2 separate regions of the Mus musculus genome follow, and region 1 is linked to region 2. A link is a loop called in an ENCODE intact Hi-C map of the cell type or tissue named here. Cell type or tissue: left cerebral cortex. All regions are shown on one strand. Links, peaks and the distances in the headings refer to the core of each region. The heading gives the core; the rest is flanking DNA.

Evidence for each region. Hi-C counts contacts between places; a loop is a spot of excess contacts. Peaks named below come from ENCODE experiments on the same cell type or tissue, not always from the same donor. Only the 100,000 strongest peaks of a DNase experiment are listed, where the experiment ranks them.
Region 1: it touches region 2 in a loop (2.7-fold over the local background); 2 of 42 quality-filtered maps call a loop at or near these places.

What each region holds. Positions count from the first base shown.
Region 1 is chr7:76,231,001-76,239,344 of GRCm38, forward strand. The region is part of intron 1 of Agbl1 (ATP/GTP binding protein-like 1); the gene reads left to right. Among named protein-coding and RNA genes, the nearest start is that of Agbl1, 5.3 kb to the left of the region's middle. In left cerebral cortex, for the core only: no CTCF peak of the experiment used is centred there; no DNase peak of the experiment used is centred there.
Region 2 is chr7:76,168,291-76,176,634 of GRCm38, forward strand. No RefSeq gene overlaps it. Among named protein-coding and RNA genes, the nearest start is that of Agbl1, 57 kb to the right of the region's middle. In left cerebral cortex, for the core only: no CTCF peak of the experiment used is centred there; a DNase peak (open chromatin) is centred at 4,204.

The DNA.
Region 1 (8,344 bases), core at 332-8,331, 63 kb after region 2:
AGGTATCCAGAGGAGAATAAGTCTTAGCAGCGAATGGAGTAAGTTTTCAATATCACATGACTGTTGAAAAGGAGAAGCTGGGCCAGCACTCAAGAACTTCAAATTCATTTGCGTGAATACATTTATGTCCCCCAGCCCCGTGTATGTTTGCGTGTGCATATGTCCATGTGTGCATGCATATGTGGATGTCAGAGGACAACCTTGGGTATTTATCATTCTTCTCCTTGATCTTAGAGGCGGAGTTCTCCCACTGAACCTGAAGCTTGCTAATTCACAAGGCTGGCTGGCTGTAAATCCCAACAACCTGCCTGGCCCCATCTCCCAGTGTTGGGATTTTTAAGCACATCTACCATGCCTAGCTCTTGTGTGTGGATTCTAGCAATCACACTCAGGCCCTTATGCTTGTAAGGTAAGCACTTCACTGACTGGGTCGTCTCTCAAGACGTTCAGTTGTTGAGTGTTGTTTGGCTCATTGTATGCGATGTGTGGAAGACAAGGGCATATCTGCTTCAGGGGCGTGGAAGGTGGGAGCAAACCTCAAAATCAGCTGGTGAAGTGTATCTAAAAGCAATTTTGTGGCTAGATGCTTTGATCATCGGATACCACAAGTTAACATTTTGTTGTAATTTCTGAAGTTATATAGAATTCTTGCTTAACTGCTGTTCACAAAAGTGAAAGACTTAGCTGATTAGAATTTCCTTGCTCTAGCTGTTTGGGATAGAAAGATGCTTGTGGATTGGTTTCAAGAGCTCAGTGGAAATGAATGTCCTGCAGTTGGCTGGAAGTCACTGCAGGTTCAGCTTAATCTTCTGTCTTCCTACCAGAGGGGACTTATAATTGATATTTAGAATGAGCACTCCAGGGCACTGCAAGATTCTCAATTATCAAAGAAAGATTTAATTATTTTCACTAGGCCCTACTTAGTTTCCAATTAACTAGAACGTTAAAATAACACCGGTGTGTTTCGTGCTGGTTAGTTTGGTTGCAGTGTACTTGACTTGAGCCAGTTTGACCCCTACTAAGTGCTTCCAGGACCCCCGTGTCTATCTATACCTGTTGTAAAGTTAGAACTATAAAATCCTTTTAAAATGTGAACCCAGAGAGAGCCTGGAGTCATCGTGGACGATGGATTTCATGTCCTGTCCCAATACCTGTTCCCTGTTGGCTTCATTTAGAGCAGTGGTCCTCAACCTTCCTAATATTGTGACACTTTAATATAGGGTCCTCATTTTGTGCTGACCCCCAGTCATAAAGTTATATCATTGCTACATCATAATTTTACTACTGTTATGAATCGTAATACAAATAGTTGATATGCAGGATATCTGATATGTGATCCCCCAAAGAAGTTATAACTCACAGGTTGAGAACCACTGAATGAGAGACCCCGAAAGGCTTCTGAAAGGAGTTACGTAGAAATACTTCTAATTAGGAATTTCCAAGATTTTGCTAATCCAAACCAACCCTTTTTCATTATGCTCAAACGTGACGGACAAAAGGCTTTGTGTGGCTTTCCAAACCTCTAGAGAGGATGAACAGAAGCTAAACTTACATTCTGAGTTTTGAATAATGGCTCAGAACCTAACTGGGGGAAAACCAAAAGATAACAGGGCTCGAAAGAGCACAGTCATTGAGGCAGATGTCACTGTTATGCCCCCACAATCCTAGAAGCCTCCCTCCTTAAGAACATCACCGCTTTGGAATCACAGCGTAAGTCTGTGCAGATGGGGATGAGACAATTGTTGTTTTCCCGTTTCTTTAGTTTTAACCCATCCTGATTTCTGTCCAGAGTACAAGAATCAATTTTCTACTGAGATACTTTCCAAGTTCCTGGCCTTGACGGCTTGAGTTTTAGGTAGAAAATTAACTAGACTGATGGAAATATTCAGGGAGCCATCTACAGCTCAGTTCATAGAGGCAGAGAGGACTGTGGTCCAGCCTCATCTCTAGAGCTTACTGGCTCTTTATTCTTATGTAAGTTCCTTGACCGCCCAGACCTTCCCTTCTATGGATCTATGCAGGGGAAGCAATAAAAAAAGTGGTTTCTAAGCATTTAGTGTGAGACTTAAAAAAAGAACATCTCATATATTTCTATCATATTTTAGAAAGCACCTGTAAAGCATACATGCTGTCCAATGCCTGTGGTTTTGATGATTTCCCTAGAGAAAGACACAATTCTGAGATGCTGAGAACACTTCTCTACATCCTTCATAAACCTGCTCTTTCCTGGGTGGACTCCAATACACTTAGAAAAAAGGCAGGTGTCTCATTCTGTGCCGTTCTTGTCTCCTCTTGTGGTTTGAGTTAATGGGGAAGATGGGGGACTGCCAGGGTCACAGGATGTGGACTGTGTGCCAGCCCTGATGTCACAAGCCCTCATCCAGCAGTGTCCCATGAAATGCCAGTTAAGAACCTTATTGAATCATGAAAAATATATAATGATTAGGTCAGCTTTGGCACACTCCATGCTGTGATATGGGCACGTGCTTGCTGTTTGCATTCATACTTTATTATTTTATGATATAGCTGTCCAAACTGAATCCCAGGTCTGCAGCTATGCCAAAATGTGTATCACTGACTGCTTTTCTCAAATGAGGTTCCAAGAACAGCATTTATTATGGACTGTGAATAAAGTAGGTTTCAGGATGTGGTGTTTCCTGTCTTGAGTAAATACTGACTTTTGCTAGTAGGAAACCTGGACTGGGGCATCCAGTCTAGCCTTTTCTTTGAGCTTGATCCTCCAAGGATTATTTTCAAGATGACAGGTGACTTAGTGCCTGGGACATAGTGAGGGTGTGTGTGTGTGGGAAACTGATGACTGTCTCATTCATAGAATTTAGTCATTTTTGCTTCCACGTGTGCTTGATAATTTCCCTTTTAGACTTCACGGGGGGGGGGTGAGGATGTATCCATGTCTTTTATCTATGGAACTAGGTTGGACAAAGACAGAGCTTTCTCCTTTGGCAGAAACAGAAAGGCTTGGACAGATCTAGCTAAGCATTGCCTACTTCGATAGAGAACACTATGAATTGACTTCCCAGAACTTGCTAAGACTGTTCTCTTTGGTTGTTTGAGGAAGCTGAGTTTGTTGGAGACCTTTGCCTCAATTATGACATGAACATGAATGTAGAATAAACTGTCTTAATTTTGATCACCAGTAAAGAAAAAGAAAAAAAAATCACCCTAATCTTATGCCCAATGGAAAGAAAACATCATGATGTATCCTCTGTCAACCCCTAAGGGACAACCATGCCAATCAAACTGACCCTCAAACAAACAAACAAACCTGGACCTCAAAGGCTGCATACAGACGTAACATCTTGGAAGTAGAACAAAACCTTCACTAGGTGTTTTTCTCCAAGACAGTACTGATTTCACAGATTATCTTGAAGCCTTTTGAGGTCAGAGAAAATGGACAAGTGCTCTTTTGTGCCAAATGGGTACCTTCATCACTTCACATCACTCTGCCACCCATAAAGGAGGTGTGTCTGTCTGCCTTTGAGGTGAGACGATCACTGCCCAAATGAAAGTTGAAGCCACCCAAGGCTCAATAACATACATTTCGTAAACTACTATGAAAGAGGATGTGAAGCAGATATTGCCACTACAAAGTCTGTCTGAGTCTTTCTTAAGTGATGTTGGAGAGACCTACTTATTTGTTACTTTGAGGGAAATACTTTGGCCTGATGAAATAGAAGGCTGAAGGAATGTGAGTTTCTCACAACAGAGGGAGGATTATTCTACATCTTAACAGCAGGATGCAAAATAGCTCCTGATAAAGGAAGGTAGTGCTTTTGATATGGGGCAGTTACATATTCTCAATACTGTCCACCCGCCACCCATCATCCACCCCGCCCCCATTAGTCTATCACCTTTTCTGTGATATAAGAGATTCAGAGGACCATTGGGTGGGTGGTATATGAGAGAGAGAAAACACATGATCCTTTGTTTAAAACTGTGTGTCCCTGGACAAACAACTGCTGTTCCTTTGTTTGAAATTTCTTTGTCATCAAAATGAGATTTACAATACCTACTAATAGGCTGCCCATAACTTTAGAAAAAAAATGTATGCAAAGGCATAAACACAGGGGCCTCTGTTCAATAGTGGCAATCATACTTAAAAGCAGTTCCTGCTTGAAAACCTGATTCATATGAGAAAGTAGGAAGATATATTTCAAAAATAAATTTACATGGCATAACAGCTGTGGTAAAAGTGAACACCCTGAGACAATTCCATGGAATTTGCAATGGAAACAACTCCTGGATAAGCCTTAGAAGGTGACCACAGTTTCAGCAAAGAACATGAGATCATGCATACCTAGCAAAAAATACATAAGGAATTTGAGATGATATTCAATTTGATTAAAATAAAATGCATACTGGAAAAGAGATGGAGACAGAGGTTTGCTTAGGTTGTGAAGGGTGTTGGGTGATAAGCTTCAGGCCTGAACCACTCAGAGAAATTCCTGTTAATTCCTGAATGTGGCTGCAACGAAGGTGGCATCTATAGAGCTGTTTGACCTGGGTGATACTTGATTTGATGCAACACTGTTTTGCGTTGTTATCAAAGTGGATATCCTTGACCTACTTTTCTTTTCCTTAGATTTAATTCTTATTTTAATATATCTTTATGTGGTATATGTAAGTGTTCATGTGGGTATGTGCCCGTGTGCTATGAATGTACATGGATGTGTTCATGGATGGATGTGCTTGTGTGTGGAGGACAGAGACTGATGTCCAATGTGTTACAGTGTGTGTATGTGTGTCTGTAAAAGAGAGAGAGAGAGGCAGAGAGAGACAGAGAGACAGAGAGATAGAGAGAGAGACAGAGACAGAGAGACAGAGAGACAGAGAGACAGAGAGACAGAGACAGAGACACAGAAAGAGGATAGCTTTCGTTAGCATGGATGCAAAGCTAGTTACTGGATTTGGGTAGCTTGCCAGTGACTACAGCACAGAGGAAAATGATCACCCTTTGTTCTTGAACTAACTTATGTCCCCAGTCCCGTTCCTATCTCTGCTCTGATTGGCTACAGCCTGGAGCTCTTTTTCATTTTCCCTCATCTCTGTATCTCACCTGCTTTTGAGCCTTTTCCCAACTCCATGCCCACCTCACAGGGAAGGGATAGATTAAGTCTAAGCCTAGGCTTGATTACATTAATGGAGGAGAATGTTCTAAATACAATGTGTACTTATTTTATAGGTAATATTTAAATGCTCTGGCAGCAATGCTACTCTTACCATGTGGCTATATTAAGGCAGCCAGAGCTAACTGAAGAAGTCTTATGCACTCTTAAGAACCAAGGATAGGTAGCATTTCCACACTCAGAGTCCTGGTTCCAGTTCTACCTCCACACAGCAAAGGGTAAAATATGGAGGTTAGCATGGCTTTGAGGTATAATTGGAAATTGGTGAGAGGCTGAGGCAAATGGCCAACAGAGAATCCCATGCCCACAACGGACACTACAAACTGGCAGCATTTGCTCTACAATTTATGCAGTTTCTAAAGTTGGAGTGAGTCTTAAGAGAACCAAACACAGTTTCTGTCTGAACACTGGGTTAGGCATCCCTAGAGGAAATGTTGGTTACTTGTTACTGTATGTATACTTATTGGGCAGGCAGCAATGAATCAAACAGACTGGGCACCTCTTCATATTTCAGAAATGGGTGAATGGAAATGCATCCTCCTGGGTGTGACCTTCTTATCCTTCTGCCAGACATGGACTGAAGGAAGTAGAGGGTTTATTGGATCTGTGCCTTGATGTTGCATGGTTTCTTCAGAAGAGTTCTGCAGGTTGGTTCCTTATCAGTGGAAAGCAAGTAAAAGACAAGAGAGGCAAGAACAGTGATGCTAGGCATGAAGGAGGGATCCAAGAGATGAATGGAATGGTCCAGAGTCCATCCTGAGTGCATTCCTTCCCCTCCTTTCTCCCTCCCCTCCTCTTTTTGTTTTCATTTCACGTGTTTTTATTTTAAAAATTTAACTGTAGTCAAGACACAATGGCACACACCTGTAATCCTAGCACTCAGAAGCCTGAGGCAGGAGAATTACCGATGAGGTCTGATGAGGTTATATAAAGAGATTCTGTGTAGGCTTAGATTTTTAAAAACCTACTTTTAGTATATTTTTAAAAAATGTTTTAACCTTTTTCCCCCCACTACCCACCAGAAGTAGTAGGAAGGAAAGGTTAATAGAGCAAAGGAGGATGTGGGCCTGTTTAGAAATAGTTCTTTGGATTCAATCTAATTTGTATCAACAGGATATCAATAGTTTGGGTCACATGAATTAGCAGTGGCAGCTTGATCCACTCGCAAACACCATTTACAAATCAGCAATGGCAGGTCAGTCTAGAGGAAACCACAAGGCTCTGCCAATTGGCCCTAGACCGAGGAAGTGGTCAGGCACCCGAGCATCATTAGAAGATTTTTGGAGTATTTTTCTTTATGAAATCACAACACACGATGACCAACAAAGAATGATAAGGCATACCAATATCACCCAGAGTCGTCAGTGAAGACCAGCATTAGCAAAGCCCAACGATGACCAATAAATAATAACAAGGTATACTAATGTCATCCACTGTTGTCCATGATCTGTTGGGCTTTATTTATCCTTTTCAAACATCACGTGTTCTTTCAAGCATCAGCTCTAGCAAAACATCACATGCCCTTTTTCCAGGCTGCCTGAAGAAAACCACCACATGTCTGTTTTTAGCAAAACATCCTCCCACATGTCTGCTTCAGCACAAACATCCTCTCATAAGACAGTTTCCAGAAAAACATCACACGACACAACTGAGTCTCCAAAAAACCCCCAAATTTCTACTTCAAGTTTGTCTCATAAAAAAAAAAACTGAAATAAAATACACATACCACATAATGCATCATTTAAGCCAGTTTTAAGTATTCAGTTAATTAGGATGTGTACAGTCTCATTGATCATGCAATCTCCAAGTCACTTCACCTACAACAGCTTCTCCTGCTTCCCCACTGGACCCTGGAGACCATGATTCCACTTCTTTCTTATAAAACTGACTGCTTTAGGAGACTTGTATATGCTGAATCATACATTTGGCCATTTTGAGATTGGTTTAATATAATAATTTGTTAATTATTAGTAATGGGCATTTATTGGCAAATAAATGGCAGAGCCTTGAGGTTTCTTCTAGATCGACCCGCCATTGCTGATTCATCCATGGTGTTTCTGAGTGGATTAAGCTGCCGCTGCTAATTCATGTGAAGTAAGCTACTGGTATCCTGACAACACAGATTAGATTTAATCCAAAGAAATATTTCTAAACAGGTCTAAAAGAGTGTTCCATTAACCTTTCCTTTATTTAATACTATTTCCTTGATATAATATTCTTTAAAAATTTTAAAATTAATTAACCAATTGATTAATTAATTAATTGGACTGGATATTTTCTTTATTTACATTTCAAATGTTTTCCCCTTTCCAGGTCTCCTCTTTAGAAACCCCCATCCCCTCCCCCCTCCCCCTGACCCTATGAGGGTGTTCCACCACCCACTCTCTCCTCTGGCCCTGGCATTCTGTTTCACTGGGGTATTGAACATCCTCAGGTCCAAGGGCCTCTCCTCCCACTGATGTCCAACTAGGCCATCCTCTGTGGCCATATGTGTCCAGCGCCATGGGTTGCTCCATGTGTATTCTTTGGTTGGTGGTCCAGTCCCCTCCATGGGGCTGCAAATCCTCTCAGCTTCTTTAGTTCCTTCTCCAACTTCTCCATTGGGGACCCCTGAGCTAAGTCCAATGGTTGACTGTGAGCTTTCTCCTCTGTATTTCTCAGGCTTTGGCAGAGCCTCTCAGGAGACAGCTATATCAGGCTTCCATCAGCAAGCACTTCCCAGCATCCACAATAGTATCAGGGTTTGGTGACTATATATGGGATGGATCCCAGGCAGGGTGGTCCCTGGATGGCCTTCCCTTCAGTCTCTGCTCCACACTTTGTCTCCATACTTCCTCCTGTGAGTATTTTGTTCACCCTTCTAAGAAGCACTGAAACATCCATATTTTGGTCTTCCTTCTTAGGCTTCATATGGTCTGTGAATTGAATCTTGGGTATTCTGAACTTTGGGGCTAATATCCACTTATTATTGAGTATATACTGTGTTTGTTCCTTTGTGACTGAGTCACCTCACTCAGGATGATATTTTCTCATTTGCCTAAGAATTTCATAAATTCATTGTTTTTAATTGCTGAGTAGCACTTCATTATGTAAGTGAACCACATTTTCTGTATCCATTCCTCTGTTGAAGGACATCTGGGTTCGTTCCAGGTTCTGGCTATTATAAATAAGGCCGCTACAAACATAGTGGAGCATGT
Region 2 (8,344 bases), core at 66-8,065:
TATCAAGGTGACAAAAACTAACCCACACAGTACCTAAACTTCAAACGACAGAGAAGTTTTTCACTTGGAAGAAGAGATTCCACCCTTAGCATCCTGAGAAACCACAGCTCTTCCACTGCTCAGTGTGATAAAAAGATAATGGGAAGGATTCTTCAGTCCAGGCTTCAGGTCATTTCATGGAGAAGGTGCAAAGATTTAGTCTTGGGGTAAAAGCATGAGACCCCCATTTAGGTGACAGCTGCTATAAGGCAGGGAGCTCTGCCTCTTTTTGCCAGCCCGTTATCCTGTCTTGGTTTTCTTGAGTCTTAGTGAATATCAATTCTTTCTGGAGAGTAAATCAAATGCAACGATGTCCCGAAGAAAGTAAAAATGGACACAGAAAGTCCCTGCCTTCCACAGCCTGGCCGACCTGGTCTCTGTTGCCAGGTCCAGCAGAACAAGAAAGTCCAACAGGAAACCAAGAAAGCAATGGATTAAGTATGGAGCAGGAACCAGGCCTTGTGCTAAACATTAGGATTATTGTCTGGATTTTCTTAATTAATCCTCCCAATAGCTTTATAGAGTGGGTACTATAGTTTCTCCAATTTGCTGGTGAAACAAAATGAAGGTTTTAGAGTGAGGCGATAAATATGTTCCACAGTGGTTGATGGACTCACGGTTCAAGCCCAAGCTGTTTGGTTTCAGGCTGGTGAGAGTGGGGCAACACTTTATTTATTTTTTTTATTTTTGTTTTTTTGAGACAGGGTTTCTCTGTGTATCCCTGGCTGCCCTGGAACTCACGTCATATACCAGACTGGCCTTGTACTCAGAAATCCACCTGCCTCTGCCTCCCAAGTGCTAGGATTAAAGGCGTGTGCCACCATCGCCCTGCTCAAGTGGGGGCAATTCTTAACAGTTATGAGGTTTGGTATTGCCATGGCCCATTGCAAGCTGGCTTTGGTCCTTTGGAGTTTTTAATCCATTGGGTAAGGGGTTGTAAAATATCCCCCAACTCTAAATAAATGTAGCCAGGAGTTTTGAGTTGATGCAAAGGATGCTGGGAGTGTACCATAACCTATAGAGGGATGATCTGGGCAGGGATTTTCATCATCCTCTGTTCATGTGGCTTGAAGCATGGGACTTCCTATCAAGTTATTTCTAGACACTGCTCCCTAGGCATATGCATCCATCAAAGGCATTCATTTTATAGAGTTTGAAGAAGCAGGAAATGCTTGATTTCTTCTGCGGTGGGCAAAATGCAGATTGATGCAGATGGATGAGTGGGGCTGGAGCCAACAAAGCCTGGTTTTTTAAAATCAAGGTTATGGTTATCTGAAAGGAGGCTACTGTCATTCCAAATAGAGCCAGTACTCACACAGGCATATAATAGTAACTGCCACTACTGTCATTGTAGCAAAGAAGGAACTTCCACCTGTTGGCCTGAGTGGTCTTGCTTCTTTCTCTATCTTCTTCTGAGGCAATTAGGTGAGGGTAGTCAGTGTTAGGCTGGAACCCCTGCTCATCCCCTGCACAAGCTGGGAAACCCCATCAGTCCTTCTTCTCCAGACCCACCCACACAGAGACAACTCCCCCGTGTGCTTAGAGAAAACTCCAGGCTAACATATCATCACTCCCCGTCTCCCTGTTTCTGACAATCCACTCAAATGTGCCCTCCCAGGCATTCAGTTTTTGACACGTATGAACATCATCCCAGCTTCTTGCTGGCAGATCATCACTCCTCGCCTAAACTCTCTAAAATCCCCTTGCTTTAGCCTGGATGTGTGACGTCACTGACCTCCTCCTGTGAGATCGGTGAAGCCACCCAAGAGCTGCCTCCTAATAAACCTGCCTTTCTCTACTTTTTATCTGCTCTCATCTGGCCTATATCTACATCACGGAGGGAGAGAAAATGCTTGTCAGTCAGTATGGTATAAATGAATAGCAGAGATTTACAACCCCACAGGTCTTCTAGGTTCACCTTGCATAAAAGACTTTCACAAAGTGGCACAAGCATTTAGCATACTCTAATGCCCCAAATCCTCCATAAGAAAGAGAACCCCATACTTATTCATTCCAAATTAAGCCCTTCCTTATCAAAGTGTTTACAAGGGGCAGATGCATTTCTCAAGAGCATTAAATTGTAAGAGTTTAAATAAGTGATATTAATCTTACAATAAAGGAAAGTGTATAAGGGATACTTTACTATTCCTCACTTCTGAAGTATAGAAAGATAATTCCCTGAAACTGTATCCATATGTTGAACAATTTACAGCAAATATTTTTTAACATTTCCATAGGGAAATATTGCCCTATTGAAGGTGCTTAAGCAAGAAGCAAAATGTTTTGACTTGTGAATTCTTGTTCAACAACCAAGTGTTGTAATTAGTGCTCATTGCTCAAATGAATTTGATGTCCTTGAGGATAAGGAATGGAGCCTCCTTTGTCTTTGCACCTCTGGCATGGAGGAAGCAAGTGCCATACACCTCCTCAAGCGAATGGATGGGTGTAAAGGAAAGAAGAGGCAAGCACAGACAAGAATGGAATGGGGGTTGGGGTTTGCAAGCTTGGAGGCGGAAAATAGCTAGATTCAGGGAAAGAGGCAGAGAAATTAAAATGTAAGGTCAGAAAGATGAGTTGGCACAGTACAACCGGAATATGCAGTTATTCCTAAGTTCCTGAAGGGGTCAGTGGTCTATAGTAATGTAGTTGAATATAATTTTTTGCAAAGATGGAAACACTCTATTTGTCTCCATTGTCCAAGACAGAAGACTGCAGGCATGTGTGTTTTGATACAGTAGGTTGCAGGCAGACATGAGTGTCTCTTGATATAGTAGACATGTGTCTTTGATATAGTAGACCAAAGACATGTATGTATCTTGAGCATTTTAAGCATAGATATCTTACATGAGAAACAAGATTTTTAACCATATATTTTTGAAATTGAATTTAAATAGCCACATATGCCTGTGGTTGCCATACTAAATAGTACTAAATATTCATTTCTCTCTTCCTCTCTCTCTCCATCTTTCCCTCTCCCTCTCTCCCTCTGTCTCCTCTCTCTCCCTCTTTCTCTTTCTTTCCCTCCTTCTCTCTCCCCTTCTCTCAAAAACAATAAGGATAAAATGGATATTCTTATGTAGTCCAGGCTACCCTCAAATTCAAGACCTTCCGGCTTCAGCCTCTTCTGTATTGACAAGCATTAAAGAACCTGGACTAATGTTTAGGTCTTTCAGGAAAGGTTTTGTGTGTTCAGGAAAAGGGTGGGGAAAAGATTGGAAGGAAGAGTATCTGGTCTGCCAAATGGTGGCTATGAAGATCATCTGCAACAGTGAGAGAGTCCCAGGTGTAGGCTGTTCATGGGGATGAGAAGTGAAGTACAAATACAATTCCAGTATCTAATAGACTGCCTCTCATACTCATGACATATTAGCTGACACAGAGCTGAAGTCATTTATTCATTAGTCTTTATGGTCAAAACTGAAATAAAACATCACAAATTCTATTTATTTCCTTGGCATTCACCCTGTTCCAGGTGAACTCGATCTGTCTTTCCTTCCAATCACTCATGCGAGAGGTGTGTGGGTGAGGGATGCCACCGGGGAAACATAATCCAGGCCAGCCAGAGTGTGCTTGGTTTTCTATATCACTTACAGCGAACAAACCCAGATTCGCTCTTGGGGCTTATGGGGGAGACTTTTCTGGCATAGTGTACTTATAATAAAAGTGCCCCCCTTTAATAAAGGTCAATGACAACTTTAAAATATACAATAAATGTTGCAGCATTCATAAAACATGCTATGCATTAAATCCAGCTTTATTATGTAATGCGCACTATTTACAACTTGCATTTTGGGCACGATCATGCTTCCAATGACGAGGGAAATGGTCTAAAACAGCTGTCAGGTGGTGTGAAGTGAATATAGACATGGGGTAAATCAAACACAAATGAACCCTGAGTATTCTCTCTCAACACTGAGACCATCCCTGTGTGGCTGAGGATGGGTGGATTGCCTGCAGCCATGTGTACTATACCACCCCTCCCTTTCTCTAGCGCCCCATCTTTCTTCCTTTCTTTTTACCATAGGCACATAAAGATGCAAAAGAAACCGACAGCATCTCTGGCTTCCTGGGTGCTTACAGAATCATTATGGAGATTAAAGCTCAGTGGTATATATGATACAGCTCTTCATTGGTCCCCTGATGTTTAAAGGCTATGTATTTTTGGTCCACTGCATGTGCTATTTTTCTCCACCTGAATTGCCCTTCCTGTCCTTCACCATGTAGAGAACTCCTATTCATCATTCAGAGTCCAAATCAGATGCCATCTCCTCTTTGAATGCGGCTTTGAGCATTAGGCAGAGCCCGTGAATACATTTTTTTTTAAAAAAAATTCTCATTCTATTTTTCCATTCTCCATTTATAGTGATCATGACACATACTCTGCACTGACATTCCTTGTCTGCAAGAGAGTCTGGGAAACAAAGTTTCCTCTGCTGTGTGCTCAGAGGGAAAAAGTCTAGTGTTCATATATACAGCTTGGCAGGACCTCACATTCTTGTCCATACATTCTCTTATGATGCCAGGACACAGCAGCTTTCTTATGTCAGATAACTTTTTGCTCTGCTCAGAGCAGCTTCCTTAATTTGTCTTAAGTATTAAGACATACTATTCTTCACCCAACCAATTATGTATCACTCACTGTTTTCTTGTAGCATCCACCCTCAATGCAGCCATATTGGCACTTTCACTGGGTGGTAACTTCTATTGGGACACATCCTGTCCTTTCCATCAGCATGTGGCACCTAGCTATGTTCTATACACACTTCTTAAGGGAATGAGTCAAAGTGAGATGTAAAATGTTGGCCCCTTGATAATGTGGCTCTTCTTGAAGCAAGCCAGTGGCTTAGTTGCATCCTAAACTTCAACTCCTGGGACTATACTGTTCAGGTTCTAGGAGACAGCCTGACAACACCATTCTCTCTGAATCAATGAATTCTATATTAGTTATCATTTTCCTCATTGGTGTAATCAGATACCTGACACAAAGTAATTTAACAGAGGAATACTTTATTTTGGCTTATAGAGCCTACCATAACAGGGAAGACATGACCATAGAAGAGTGAAGGGGCTAGTCACATAGTGTTTGTAGTCAGGAAGGAGAGTAGAGGAAGTAGGGCTGAATTAATTAAACCTTAAGGTCACCCCCACCATGAGCCATTTCCTTAGTGATGCTTCATCTTCTAAAGGTTCAATAACCTTCAAAATTAGCACTATTATTTGAGGACCAAGTACTCAGAAATATGGGCCTGTGAGGGTGGGGTGGGGGTGGGAGGCATTTTACATTCAAACCACCACAGAGCTCAGAAAAAATTCTTCCATCTTTTTTTTTTCTTCTTCTTCTGATTTTAAAGAACAATCAGTGTGGGGTGAAACAGTCGAGATGTCTGAGAATTAAGCTAGTCTGAATAGAAGAATGACTTGTCAAGTTCTTTAAGACTTTCTTTAATAATCTCTGCTTCTGGATGGTCAAGCTGAGAATTAAACGATGGAGTCCCATTGTTTTCTAGAGCATGCTGTGGGAAATTACTTAACCTCAGCAGGTTCAGCTACCCTAATATAGTTGTAATAATAGAGAAGGTGTGCTGGCTTGGATGAGAATATGAACAAAAGGCTTAGATGTTTGAGTACCTGGTCCTCAGTTGGTTGTTTAGGAGGTGTGGCCTGACTCGAGGAACTATAACTTGGGGCGGGGGTGGGTGTAGTAACAATTCTGGACTTTCAGTGTCTTTAAAAAACATGGAAATATTATAAGAATGTGTTTTCATTTCAATCTCAGCTGTACAGATGTGGGGCTGCTCCATTTTGAATTGTCCAAAGCAGCTGACTTATGATTTGTTCCGTGCTTTAGCAGAGGTGTGGTTTTGCCACCTGGGGATAGTTTCTGCAATTGTGTGATGCTTGGAATTCTGGGAACTTTTTAGAGGGTTTATAAATGCTAGAGAGGTTGTTGGTTATTCAGGGATCTTGGATGCAGTTTGTTAGTAGTTGTGCTCAAGAAAGAAACTAGAAGAATTAAATTAGATTCAAAGATCTCTATCTTCTCTCTCCCTTCTATTTTTCTCTATTGATAGAGATGAAACCGGGGGAATAAAGGGCTGGGGGGGGGGAGAACCTACAAAATAGCAAAATTCAGGTACATGTGAGGTTTAATGTTTCAAAGCTCTTCGATATTCTCAGTCTCCTATTTCTTCTTTTCATGTGTAGTGCAAGATAAGCTCCCAGCTTTTGTTCTACCTGCTATGCCTGCTGGTGTGCTGTTGCTGCCTGCTGCCTCTGCTCTGCCACCGTGGACTTTAATCCTCTGGAACTATAAGCCCAGGAAATCCATTCTTCTATAAGATGCTTTGGCTATCACATCACTAGAAAAGTAACTAATACAGATGGCATCAAGTATCTTGAGCAACAAGACACATGACACTCAGTAATACTGTTCCTCCTCCTCCTCCTCCTCCTCCTCCTCCTCCTCCTCCTCCTCCTTCTCTCTCTCTCTGTCTCTCTCTCCCTCCTCCCCTTCTCCTCATTTTCTTATATTCAGGCTTTTGCATAGATATTTGAAAACTGCTTTTATTTGCTTTGATTCTCACATGTACCAACATGGACAAACTTCTCCTACTTTACAGGGCTCATAGTATGATCTCAACTGCGCTATTTCCCTTCTTGACTTCTGCTGTAGAATAACTTACTGAAAGACTATGCAAACTTCTAGTATATGTAGTTAATAGGTTAATAGGCTTCAGGGGACCTAACTTGGCCCATATTTAGAATACAATAATGAATTGTGCTTTAATTGTTTTTTTTTTTTTATCATTTGAGAGCCATGTGAATATAATTTCCTCAAAGTCTCAGTGGGGCCTATGGGTGAAGCAATCATTCTTTGCTTCAGCAAAAGTTTGCTTCATATCAAACTTGGAAAGCCCTTCTAGGATAAAGCAAATGATTTTTTTTCTCACAAATAAAAGTGAAATGGGGTTGAGAATATAGTTCAGTGATTGACTAGCATGCAAGAAATCCTGAGTTTACCCCCACTACTACATAACACTGGGTTTTGTGGTGTACACCTGTAATTCCAGCACTTGAGAAGTAAAGGAAAGAGAATCAGAATTCCCAAGGCCATCCTTGGCTTCATAGTGTGTCCAAGGCCAGCCTGGACTACTTGAGACCCCATTTTGGTGAAGTTGGGTGGGAAGGTGTGGTACTTTCTATCGGTCTACTACAGTGTTGAATCTAGTCTATGAAAGAATTCAGTCAACCGAATAGTTAACCAAATTTGCTACTTTGGTTAGACTTCCTGGTCCAAGTGGCTCTTTAAAAAATATTTATACATTAAGTATATAATAAACTACGCTTCATTAGGACACTGCTGTGCATAGAGAAGGTGATTTGATTGTATTAAACCCCTCCCATTATCAACACTAATGCCCCCTGCCAAAAATGCCTTTTTCACTACTGTATTGACTGCAAGATCAAAAAATATTTTAAAAATCCATTTCACTTGGTTTTTATGAATAATAAGATGGGAATATACAGCTCTCTGCGGCGGGGGGGGGGGGGGGAGGATAATATGTACATGAAAGATCTGATGTAAAGTGCCATTGAATGAGTAAAAAGGCCAGAAGCATTAAGTATCAGTTTTTGCCTGGCTGGTATCACTTTTCAATCTTTATGTCCCATGGATCATTATCTACTAGGTTCTTGATTGATATTTGTTGAAATAAAGTTTAAAATTTCCCATGGCTTATTGACGTGGGTATGACTTGGGTGATGTGGTTTCTCTACACTTCACTGTGGTTTATGTTCCCCTCTCTCCTTTGTCTTGAGCTCATTATGTTTAGACTTCTTTGTTTGAGGGAGATGAAGAGGGAGAAATGGAAAGAACGGGAAGGCTCTTGCCTGCTTTATAGGCATTTTCCTAAGTGCTGCTTTTATTATTTTCATTTACAGATGCGAATAATTAAGCAATTAGGAAACAGTTCTGAGATCATACAGTTGTGAGCCAGCATTGCAACTGTGTTTTCTTTTTACAGCTTTAAAAATAAAACCCTCGGTCTATTACATGTCAAGGTAGGGATGGCAGGAAGTAAGAGATAAGCGATGAGAGATAAGTGAGGCACCTCCTACACAGATCAGGCCTGTCAGCTGGCCTAAAGATATTTGGAAACCCCTTAGGGGCTGTCTTAAAATAGACTGTTATCTTTTCACTCTTTGCCGTCTTTTGTCAGAGGATGACTTTCGTGTAAGTTATCTTGGAGATGTCTAGGTGGACTTTAGTTCTTCAAATCTCCTAAGGGACTTTGCTAACACTGGT